2 separate regions of the Mus musculus genome follow, and region 2 is linked to region 1. The links are chromatin contacts, found by Hi-C in ENCODE. All regions are on one chromosome and are shown on one strand. The core of a region is the stretch at or near the end of the contact, and the rest is flanking DNA. Distances in the headings are between cores, read along the strand shown. Region 1 holds the start of Mtrf1l (mitochondrial translational release factor 1-like). Region 2 holds the start of Ipcef1 (interaction protein for cytohesin exchange factors 1).

Region 1 (5,277 bases), core at 1,862-4,361:
CAGAAGAGTCCTCTGGAATTGGAGCAACAGATGGTCTTAAGCCTCCATATGGGTTCTGGGTACTGAATCAGGGTCTTCGGTTCTCTTAACTGTTGAGCCACCTGTCCAGCCCCGAATAGCCAACCTTATTACATGATATCTACTTGCCACTAGGGTAAGTACTCTTGCTTTGGGCTCCTCCTTCCTATTGCTGTTGCTGTTCGCCCTGTCACCTGATTTAAGCATTGCCTGTTGGGTACAGCCTCTGCTGCCAAGTGATCCACATGCAAAGGTGTCTTAGAGGGAACTAGACCCTGCATTTACATTGAGCAAGAAAAACAACCAACCCCACCCCCCATAAAAACAACTCTGGCCAATTTCTTAGCATGAATACTAGGCTCCATTAAAGGATTACTAATAAATACTATAAAGAAAATGCAATGGATTAAGAAGTGAAATAAGTCCGAAGCAGTGTTAGCTTGGCTATCTACCTAATAAAAGTGCAACTGTTCTCTCTTCCCTGAAGCACCCTGCATACTTATCTAGTTCCTGCACACATGCTGGATTTGAAGATTTTAGCAAGAGGTTATTTATTACTCGTGTTTAATGCCTTCCTATATACCATCCCCTGAGCAATGTATACAATGCTGAAGTATAGAAAATTTGATGTTGTTCCTCAAGCTTTAACCCGTTTGTCATAGTGTTTCTTGTGTGTGTTTTTAAAGAGTTTGCAAAATACTAAAAAAAAGTATTTTAATGAATTTGATTCTGTGAAATACATCATTTTGAACATGTATAATTTCTTACTTTCATGCTCATTCTATTTAGTGATCTATTTCCATATTTTGTATTCTATCAATATATTTATTAGTGGACCACAAAAAGGTTCCGAGTACATGAATATAAGAGTAGCCCTGCTTGGCTATTTTATAATACCAAAATACCTGTGGGTACTCATAGTTGAATAGATACTCCAGATTCTTTTCCTTGCAGCTCAAGTTTGTCTGGGTTTTTCTTCCATTGAACAGATTTCATCATTTCCCTATGTACAATAGTAGACTTCCTGAAAGTGCTACAGTTTTTACCATGTAATAGACTTGAGCATGACAATACTGTAAGAAAATACAGAAGTCTCTAAATATGTCTGAGTTTTCAAAGGAAATCAAATAATAGGTGTTTTCATTTGACTATATTGTGGCATTTATGGGTATTACTGTAAAATGCATATGCATTACCTGATTTTCTTAACATGTTTTGAACTAATAAAGAATTCTCCCATGTATCCTTAGACAAGTTATTGTTTGCTTATTGGTGTAATGCTTATCTGAGTATAACAACTTCTGGGTGGAGTCTTCACATTGTTATGTAACATTAGAGTACCTTTTTATAAGAAATAAAATATGTTCTTGAAATTGCTGGTGTCTTAAAAGTGCAGTGGAGGGATTTCTCACACTAAAATCAAAGTACCTCACCATTTATTTCAAAATGAGTTTAGGGTTAGAAATAACTTTTCCTGGTAGAGATAGAAAACACACCACAATTCTTTTCTATACTCGGGTCAGAATCAAAACAAAACGGGTCTCAACCTCTATCTTATAGCTAAACATTTGCATATCGTGTCACCTGGGTGCCAAAAGGGAAGGGACATTTGAGGCGCTGGAGCTCCTTGCTATCACTTGAAGAGCCGCTTCATTTCTTCATGCCAGTGCCCTTGTATGTGATGCTAAGGATTGATTAGATAGGATGCAAAATTCATTTTATATAATCTTGAAATTAGTAATTTTGATTAGTGTTAATGGTAAGAGTACCCATTTGATTCTAAACAGAGAACAGTTTGATCAGCAGTGAACCACCATGGTCCAAAAAACAGCTAGTAATCCAGTAGAATTCGCAAGTAGACTAAGCTTCAAATTCTGCATCCTCAGGAGTGGCTTGTCTGGTTTATTCACATCCTGTTACCCACTTCTCTGGTAGGCAGTGGTTAAGTCTTTTGAATTGCAAATACATAAGTTAGTAGTCAGGAGGGTGGATGTCCACTAGAGGGAGGCCTTTGATTTTTCTCTCTTTCTTTTTTTAATTGCAGGGCTGCAGACAGCCTTGAGCAAGGTAAGCAAGTACTCCCCGAGAGTTACAACTTCAGAGCAGAATGAGGAAAGTTTTAAAATGCTTCATTGTGTTGTAGTTTGTTAGTTTTAACTTGGATATGGAGGAGGAGGGAGCAACAGCAAGAAAGTGAGAGAGCAATGGAGAGTCGGATTGAGTGAATCAGAATGTGAGGCAGGAAACGGAGAAACCTAGTGCTTGGTGTGGTGGGTGACGATAGGAAAACAGATTTTGTAGCGTCCCTGGGAGGTTTAGTAGGATATGCCTGTCCTTGAAAGGAACCTATGTCAGATGACCACCCTATAATTAAGCCTTAGAGACTGGAGATAGATGACTTCTGTGGCTGTGGACTCTGTGCCTGCTGGTCGCTTGACTATCCTTAAGTCTCACAGCCTTGAGAAGCAAACCTTCACCTTCAGACTGCAGACACCTGCTGTTCACTCCAGCCTGGCTCGCTGGGGAACAGGTCTTGGGGAGCAGCCAAACTCGGCCTGAGGGCGGAGTCGAGGCTTCAGAGTTGGTCTGGAGGTGAGGCTTCTGAGTTCAGCCTGTAGGCGGAACTAGGTGGAGCTCCACCCTGAGAGACGAGGCGGAGGAAGCGCTTCCTCCAGGAGCCGACCCGAGAAGGCGGGACTGAGGCGTTAAAGCTCCTTCCCTAGAGAACAGGGCTGAGGAGGCGGAGCCGCGCTTTTGGAGTTTCCTTTGGAGGGCGGGGCCGAGGAAGCGGAGCTGAGGCATTGGAGCTCTTCCCTAGAGGCCGGTCTGAGGAGGTGAAGTTCTGTCTCAAGGCGGGGCTGAGGCATTGGAGGCACTCGCTATCTCAAGGTCACGCCTAGGCAGCAGAGCTCGCCCACTAGAAGTGGGAGTCAGGCGTGGGTGGTTTCCACGCCCCCGTGGAGGCGGGGCTGAGACGGTGGAGCTCCGCCCTGAGGGGGGCGGGCTGAGGCCCCAGACCTGTCCCATTTGGAGGAGGAGCTGAGAATCCGGAGCCCCTCCCCTGGGGTAGGGCGGAGACTTCGGCGCTCGGGTTGGAGGCGGGGCAAACGCGTCCAGACCTCCCTGCCCGCTTGCCTTTTGACTTTAGAGGACCTCCAGGCTGTACTACGCTTTGCCGGAAGTTCTCGTAACATTTCCGGCAGAACATTTCTGGATCGGAGACCTTCCTAGAGTGTTTGTATATTTTCTGCTAGGTGGGCGGCCCAGCCAGGATGCGGAGCGGGTTTCTGAGCGGTGCCCGGCGCCTGTGGGCCCGCCGCGCCTTCAGCCGCACGCCGCCGCCTTCCGAGGAGCTCCTCGCCCGCGGCGGGCCCCTGCGGGCCTTCCTGGAGCGCCGCGTGGGCTCGGAGGCCGGTGGTCTGGACGCTGGGTACCCCCAGCTGGCCGCGGCCGCCCGACTGCTGAGCGAGAAGGAGCGGGAGCTGCGGGACACGGAGTCATTGCTGCACGGTAAGCCACCCGCTCTAGTGGGTTCGGAAGCCATCTGCGTTCCAGATCTTGTCACTAGGGTTCTGACAATCCTCCATTGGGCTCTCTAGAGCAGTCCCTGGACAAGGTGCTCTGCCAAGTTAGTCCTCTGAAGTCACTAAGGTTCTCGGTTGCTTCCTCTCCCCTCCTGGTGTAAGACCCCCGAAGCTAGGCCTCCGCTCAAGTCCCGGGATGAGCTGGCCAGCACCCCAGTGACCCGAGAGAAAACCACACCTGATGCAAACTGCAAGAGGTTTTATTATCAGCTAGCTGAGGACGGTGCCGGGCAGGGGAGTTCGACCCCAAGCAGTGGCAGTAGGGGGCTTTTAACAGCTAGCTGAGGAATTGGGAGGAGTTGGGAGGAGAGTTGGGAAGAGTTGGGAGGAGTTGGGAAGAGAGTTCTTCTCTTTTCTGTGTCCTTGGTGAAATTTACAAGGCAGGAGTGGGTAGTGAGTTCTTTCTGAATTTTTATCTCCGTGTCCTCAGCACAGGAAGGCAGGCATCTCTGGTTGTAAAGTATAGAAACAAAAAGGCTTTTTGCTGGCTATAGAGAACAAAGAGCTTCTTTCTGGCTGTATTTTTAGAGATCAGGGAAAGCAAGCTTGGGGAACGTCCAGGGGCTTTCTTTACCTTCCAGGGAGAAATGCTCTGTAAGTTGGGGTCTCACACTGGCAGCTCAGCTGCACAGGAAAGACTCGCTAGTCCCAGCAGAGGAACTAAAGCCGCAGGTGAGTGTATGGCATTGGCACACTGCAGTGCAAGAGGAGCGATGCACTGTATGGTTAGAACTCGAGACCTGGAAATTCATGTTTCCCTCGAGATTCCAAAGTGTCTGCGTTCCTAAAGCCTCCAGAGACGTCTGCCGAGTAGAACACACTTGGGAACTTAAGGCTTGATTCAGAGACCCTGCCTCGAAGAAAGTGGGAAGAGGGATTGAGGTTGGTTACTGAGATCAACCTCTTGGCTCCACGTTCACGAGTGCTCACACATCTGCAAGCTTGAGTACTCTCATATGCACGAAAATGGAAACAGATAAGGAGTAAGGACTTTTAATTTCAATATAAAAAGCAGTGCTGAAAAGCAGAAAGTAGCTTTACAATGGATCGCTAAAGTCAAGGAAGAGGTGGTTAGGTGGGATCGGAGAAAGGGCTAGGAGGCAGAAGTGACCAACATGGATGAAGGTACAGCTTGAGAAGTCCTGTATGGTGGAAGTGTAGAATAGGTATGGGAGATGGTGACAGAAGAGAAACATTGTGTTAGCAAGGAAAACATTCCGAGGTTTAGTCCATTCTCCTCAAGGGGAGAAGCGAAGCATGGCAGCATGCATCAGACTCAGTGCTGGAGACGGAGCTGATTCACAGGCAGCAGAAGGAGACTGAGTGTCACATGGGCATAGTTTTAGTATCTGAGACCTCAAAGCCCACCACCCCCACCGAGACCTACTTCTTCCAAGGCCACACCTCCCAAAAGTTCCACTTACTATGGACCAAGCATACACACACACACACACACACACACACACACACACACACACACGTCTATAGGAGTCATTCCTATTCAAACCACGGCAACCTGATAGACGAAGGATTAGCATTGTTTCTATAGACCTAGGGCATTAGTTAAGAGAAAGCTCACTGTTGACATAGAAGAAAGCTCTTGTGCCTGCATGGTCAGAGAGATCAGAGTAGGTACTTACAGATGGAACTATGTAGAGACAGTAACAAGGCAGGA
Region 2 (5,277 bases), core at 1,687-4,186, 1.2 Mb before region 1:
GTTCCAAGGCCAAAAGAAAAGTCTACTTTTCTTCAATTAAAAACTATGCATATATTTTCCTAGAGAATTGACCCCCAAGTTTTAGATCTATTTTAGAGAAAACTTATTTATTTATTAGAATAAGATGTCAGTTTTCTCTATGTCATTCAAACAGGAAGAAAATAGGTTGGGAGAAATAGCTCATTAAACTTTAAATATCTGTGAAGGTTGAAATGGTCTCATAAATTGCTCAATCGCCTGTCAGTGTTTTCAACCTACCCAGTGAGAAAGCCACATGAAGGTCTTGAAACTGACTAGTTCATGGGTTCCACTTCCTGTTGTGAGGAGGAAAATGTGTCTTAAGACTCTGTAAAGCTCTCAAAGGTTGTTTTCATTACTTCTTGTAGAACAGTTGGGGGTTTCATAGTCACATCTATCAAGTGAAACTGAAACCCTCACTAGTTTGTTATTTCAGTTAGCAGCTTTGCCGTGAGGAAGGGCTGTCAGGGCAGGGTTGGATGGCAAGGAGCTTGCTGGAAGTGATGGAACACTGCTCAGGGGACTGTTGACCTGATGTGGATGTCCAACTCTCAACCCAGACTCAGTGCAAGAATCTAGCTGTAGACCTGGGACTGATAATAGGAGACATGAAGACGCACAGTTTTGACTTGGATTTCTCTGGAAACCACCTTAGGCTTGATGGTGGAGCTGAAGAGCCAGCAGTGTCCCTGGGAGCCATCACACAATGGAGACTCAGGTCCCTGTTCCATGCACCAGGAGCCAAAGAATACAAAACCTCTTCTGTTCTTTCCTTCCAGACTTCAAAGCTGTTCCCCAGGCATTGTGTCCTACTTGGGGGTTCTTTTTAAAAGCTGCTGTTGCTGTTTGAAACAATGTAGTTTCATCTTGTTTACCTGGGCTTCCAGCCTTCTAGGAATCAACTTGGCCATCTCTGCTTTTTCCCACAACCCTGGTTCTTAGTTACTTTGCTTGCCTTTTAGGATCCCAGAGTCCCCAAGTCTTACCTACAAGGAAGTTCATTTATTACCTGTGTCATCAGCCCCAGCACTCAATTTGGACAATATTGTGTGACCAGTAGGTACTAATTGGGTTTCTTGATCTCAGGATAGTGGTGTAAAAATAAAAAAAAAATAAATAAAAAATAAAAAATTAGCCCAGAGACTAAGGAATAGTAGAGAATCGTAGACCAAGAAGTTGGTAGTGTGGGAAATATTCGGGGAAGGAAAGATAGATGGAGCTCCTTAACAGGACAGTGTGTTTAGACTTGATTAGCAGGCCATGACTGACACATGTTGAATCTGTTTAAAAATTGCCCTCAAAGAGATCAATCAATGATCCAAGGGAAGAAAGGATGTTTCTAAAACAAAACAAAACAAAGCCAACTCAGGGTTTCCCTGGTCTTGTATCCATGAAGAAAAACAATTTAACCTCAACTCCAACCTCCCTGCTGAGGGAAATGGGAGTCATCCTTACTCTAAGATGATGGGTTTTGCTTATTAAGTGTTTGCTTATCTTTGTACACTCCATGATGCATTGATATGTGGTTATTTACAGGAACAGGATTTTTAGTTATCAGAATATTTTCACAAATAAATCTTGGCAGATATGCTTGAGACTTATGGGATTAGAAATCATACATACATACACACATACATACATACATACATGCTTACATACATAATACACACTTACATACATGCATACATACATACACACATACATACTTACATACATACATACATACACACACATACAAACTTACATAAATACATACACACTTAAATACATGCATACATACATACTTACATACATACAAACTTACATACATACATACACACTTACATACATGCATACATACATACACACATACGTACTTACATACATATACACACATACAAACTTACATACATATATACACACATGCATACATACTTACATACATACATACATATTTATGGGCTTAGAGTGACTTTTCCTTGGGTAATATTGAGTGAATTTTCCTTGTTAAATCTTGGCCTGTTGCTTTAAAAAAATTCCTATTTTCAGTATAGGTTCTATTCCCTTGTAAACATATGGCAGAGCCACAGCTGCCATCCATCAGTAGTTAGATATGTGGACTTCTAGCCAGATGCAGCCAGAGAACCATACATTTCATGAAGTTACCTACCAACTTTTAGAACATTTTAATTGAATGCTTAAAAATTAAAAAAAAATCTCTGCTTGTTAACATAAATGAAATCTATTTAAACCTGAAGGATTTTAGCATAGATGCCGTGGAAGAAAAATGAAGTTTTCTAAAGCTAAAATTCTGTCTAATGTTTGTATACATACATGTACACAGACAGACAGACAGACACAGCAGGAGAGGCATTTGCAAGCATATTTTTTCCTTTGGGATTCCCAGTGTTTTTTGGAATCTGATTTCATATGACTTGATGAAAATGTGCTGTGAGAAATGTGTGTATTTTGTATAAATCCTCATGTCTGATTTGAATATTTGAATATTTATCTTCTATAAGACATGTGAGAAATATTCAGAGATAAAGATAGAATGAGATATGTATATTAGGCTGCAAATAAGAAATTCTCAATCGAGGGGCTTTAGAGTCTCTGAAGAGTCCAAGAAGAGATAAATAATTTTTCCTGCATATTAGCAAGACCACGAAGTTAGTGTGATGTGAGCATTTAATAGCTTGAGATGGAAACAATTATTCTCCAGTTTTACTTAAAATAGTTGATATGATTTAGAAACTAAGGGGAGAAAGAAAAGATAATTGTTTCTTGAAATGTATTTCATGATGTTTTCAAACTTCAACAAAGCCTGTGCCATGCTAACCTAAGCAGTAGCAAGAGCTGCTTGTGGGAGGAAACAGGAAGCGGTGCATACATGCCTGTTACTCTTTTTCCCAGGTTCGGCTCAATGTATATCGATTCTAATTAGCACATTTTGTGCCTCAGCTGGTAGCTTCCCTTGAGCTCTGCTTGGAGAGGCTTTTTTTCTTTTTTAGAATCCACCCCGCTCATAAACACTGCCACCCCCTCCCTCCCTCTCTCTTTACAAATGTTACAACACAATCAGAAATTTTCTCTTTTCTTTCCTTCCTGCATTTCCAGCAGGTTCCCTTGCGTCAGAAGCCCAGGAAGAAAACTCAAGGTAATTCGATTCCTTTTGTTCCTTTATTCCTTTCTTGTCCGTTAGTGTGATTTTTTTTCTCTCTCTCTCTCCTGGATGCCTCCTTGGGGTGGGTTGGGGTGGGGGGATCAGATTCTTGACTGTCTGAATCTTAATATCAGGAGATGGGTGCCAGATTAATTTTTTTTTTTTTTTTTTTTGAGAAGCTGGCACTGAGTCCGGGAAGTCACCGTGTTCCTAGGTGGGCTTTAACCCTTCCGTTCCTATTGCATAACTGCCTCTGTTATTGTGGGAAGAACCGGCGTGTCTACCACAATGTGGCTTCCAGCCCCTGAGTCTAACGTTTTCAACTTACTCTCTTTAACTCAGGTTCTTAGACCCATACTTGCATATAAGTGTCTTTGCCCGGGTTTTCTAGGCACGGAATGGAGGTTTAAAAATAGAACAGATACATGATTTTTAAAAAAATATTCACTTTGCATGAATGAAAACGTCTAATCCTCGCCGTGCAAAAAGCTAAACCTTGCCTTTTATTTTGTCACCTGAGTCCGGGTCACACTCACCTGTCCATGCAACTCTTGCAGGGTTTTTCAACATGAGTCGGAGAAGGATATCCTGTAAAGATCTGGGCCACGCTGACTGCCAGGGTTGGCTGTACAAGAAAAAGGAAAAGGGAACTTTTCTAAGCAACAAATGGAAAAAGTTCTGGGTGGTGCTGAAGGGCTCATCGCTGTATTGGTATAGCAATCAAATGGTGAGTGACCTCCTCCTGCCCTAGCCCCTTTACCAAAGCGTGGCTTCCAGAGTGCTGGCCGGAGGATGCCCATGCGGAAGGGATTCTCTGCGAGTTGGAACAGAGCAAGCTAGCAGATTTGTTAGGGGACTCATTTCTGCCCCAGGAACCATGTAGGTTAATGAGCTGTGCTGTTCGGGAGAAGCCATCTGGCTTCATTATTCTGATTGGAGAGGAAGAAAAGGGGCCCTAAATATATCCTTGCTTAAGGAAAGAGCCCTCGGGTTCCCCTGATTTTATTATTTTGTGAGATCCTAATAGTTTCAGGATCTGTCTGGATATCATTTGTGTGTGTGTGTGTGTGTGTGTGTGTGTGTGTGTGTGTGTGTGTGTGTGTGTGTGTGGTGGTGGTGGGGGAGGTTGCATTGCTAAGGTCTATTAAAAAGGGACTCAGCTTTGCCCTCTATTGAGGATATTAATCCATCAGTTCAGGGAGTGATCTCCATCCTTTATCCACTACCTTCTCTTCTCCTGAGATGGGTTGGTTTGGGATGGCTAACCTGTATGCCAGCCTTGTGGAGGGACTGGTGACATTGTTCCATGGTGACATTGGTGTCCAAGCATTGTAGAGGGCAACATTCACTGAGATAGTTGCTGAATTTATCCTTTGATGGGCACACGCTACTGGGGTGAGCTTCATGGTTTGGCTGTAGAAAAAGAGCTGGAAATGAAGTTATTGTATTGTCCTTTGCCTCTAGAGACATTCTGAGAGGAATGTTAGTGTTGTGGAAGAGCTTTGCTGGTGGATCTGTCACTGACTCTGGTGAATGGGAATCCATTGCAGATCTTGAGAGAACTGGGGTCCCTTTGTTGTAGAAGAAATACCCATAGAGACGCTCTGTTAAACCATTTAAGGGACCAGTGCTAAATGAAGCCAACCCAGGACTGGGTAGATTTCCAAACAAATACAACTTCCTTCTTAAGTGAAATTAAGGTTAACATAAATATTTTATGTTTTCTATTATTTTATTTTTAATTTTTGAATTATTTATTTATTTATTTATTTATTTATTATTGATTGATTGTATGTGTGTGTGTGTGTGTGTGTGTGTGTGTGTGTGTGTTTGGGTATATGTGTGTCATCACTCATGTGTGGAAGTCACAGGACAACTTACAATAAGGAATTGTTTCTATAGCATAGGTCCCTGGGATTTAACTCAAGTGGTCTACCTTGGCCACAAGCATTTTTATCTACTGAGTCATCTCTCCAGCTTCTATTTCCTATTATTCTAAGCTATGGCATTTTGGGTAGTTATCATGGAGTGACTGTCACCTAGATGCTCCTTAAGACAAGCTGATCTCAGTTACCCTATACATAGCACTGGGGGATTTCTTGAGTCTGTGGGATAGT

What was found. Hi-C counts contacts between places; a loop is a spot of excess contacts on that map.
Region 2: a map of T-helper 17 cell shows a loop between it and region 1 (2.8-fold over the local background). The contact joins the promoter of Ipcef1 here to the promoter of Mtrf1l in region 1. A Hi-C loop is called at or near these places in 2 of 37 maps with a recorded cell type or tissue (T-helper 17 cell and v-Abl transformed pro-B cells).

The regions. Positions count from the first base shown.
Region 1 is chr10:5,821,777-5,827,053 of GRCm38, reverse strand. It overlaps Mtrf1l (mitochondrial translational release factor 1-like), which reads left to right and starts at 3,111. Exons shown (of 7, transcript NM_175374.3): 1 at 3,111-3,528. The coding sequence starts at 3,291. It overlaps Rgs17 (regulator of G-protein signaling 17), which reads left to right. Exons shown (of 5, transcript NM_019958.4): 5 at 1-1,391.
Region 2 is chr10:6,978,124-6,983,400 of GRCm38, reverse strand. It overlaps Ipcef1 (interaction protein for cytohesin exchange factors 1), which reads left to right and starts at 2,936. Exons shown (of 9, transcript NM_001170800.1): 1 at 2,936-3,154; 2 at 3,718-3,887. The coding sequence starts at 3,729. It also overlaps a transcript of Oprm1 not described here.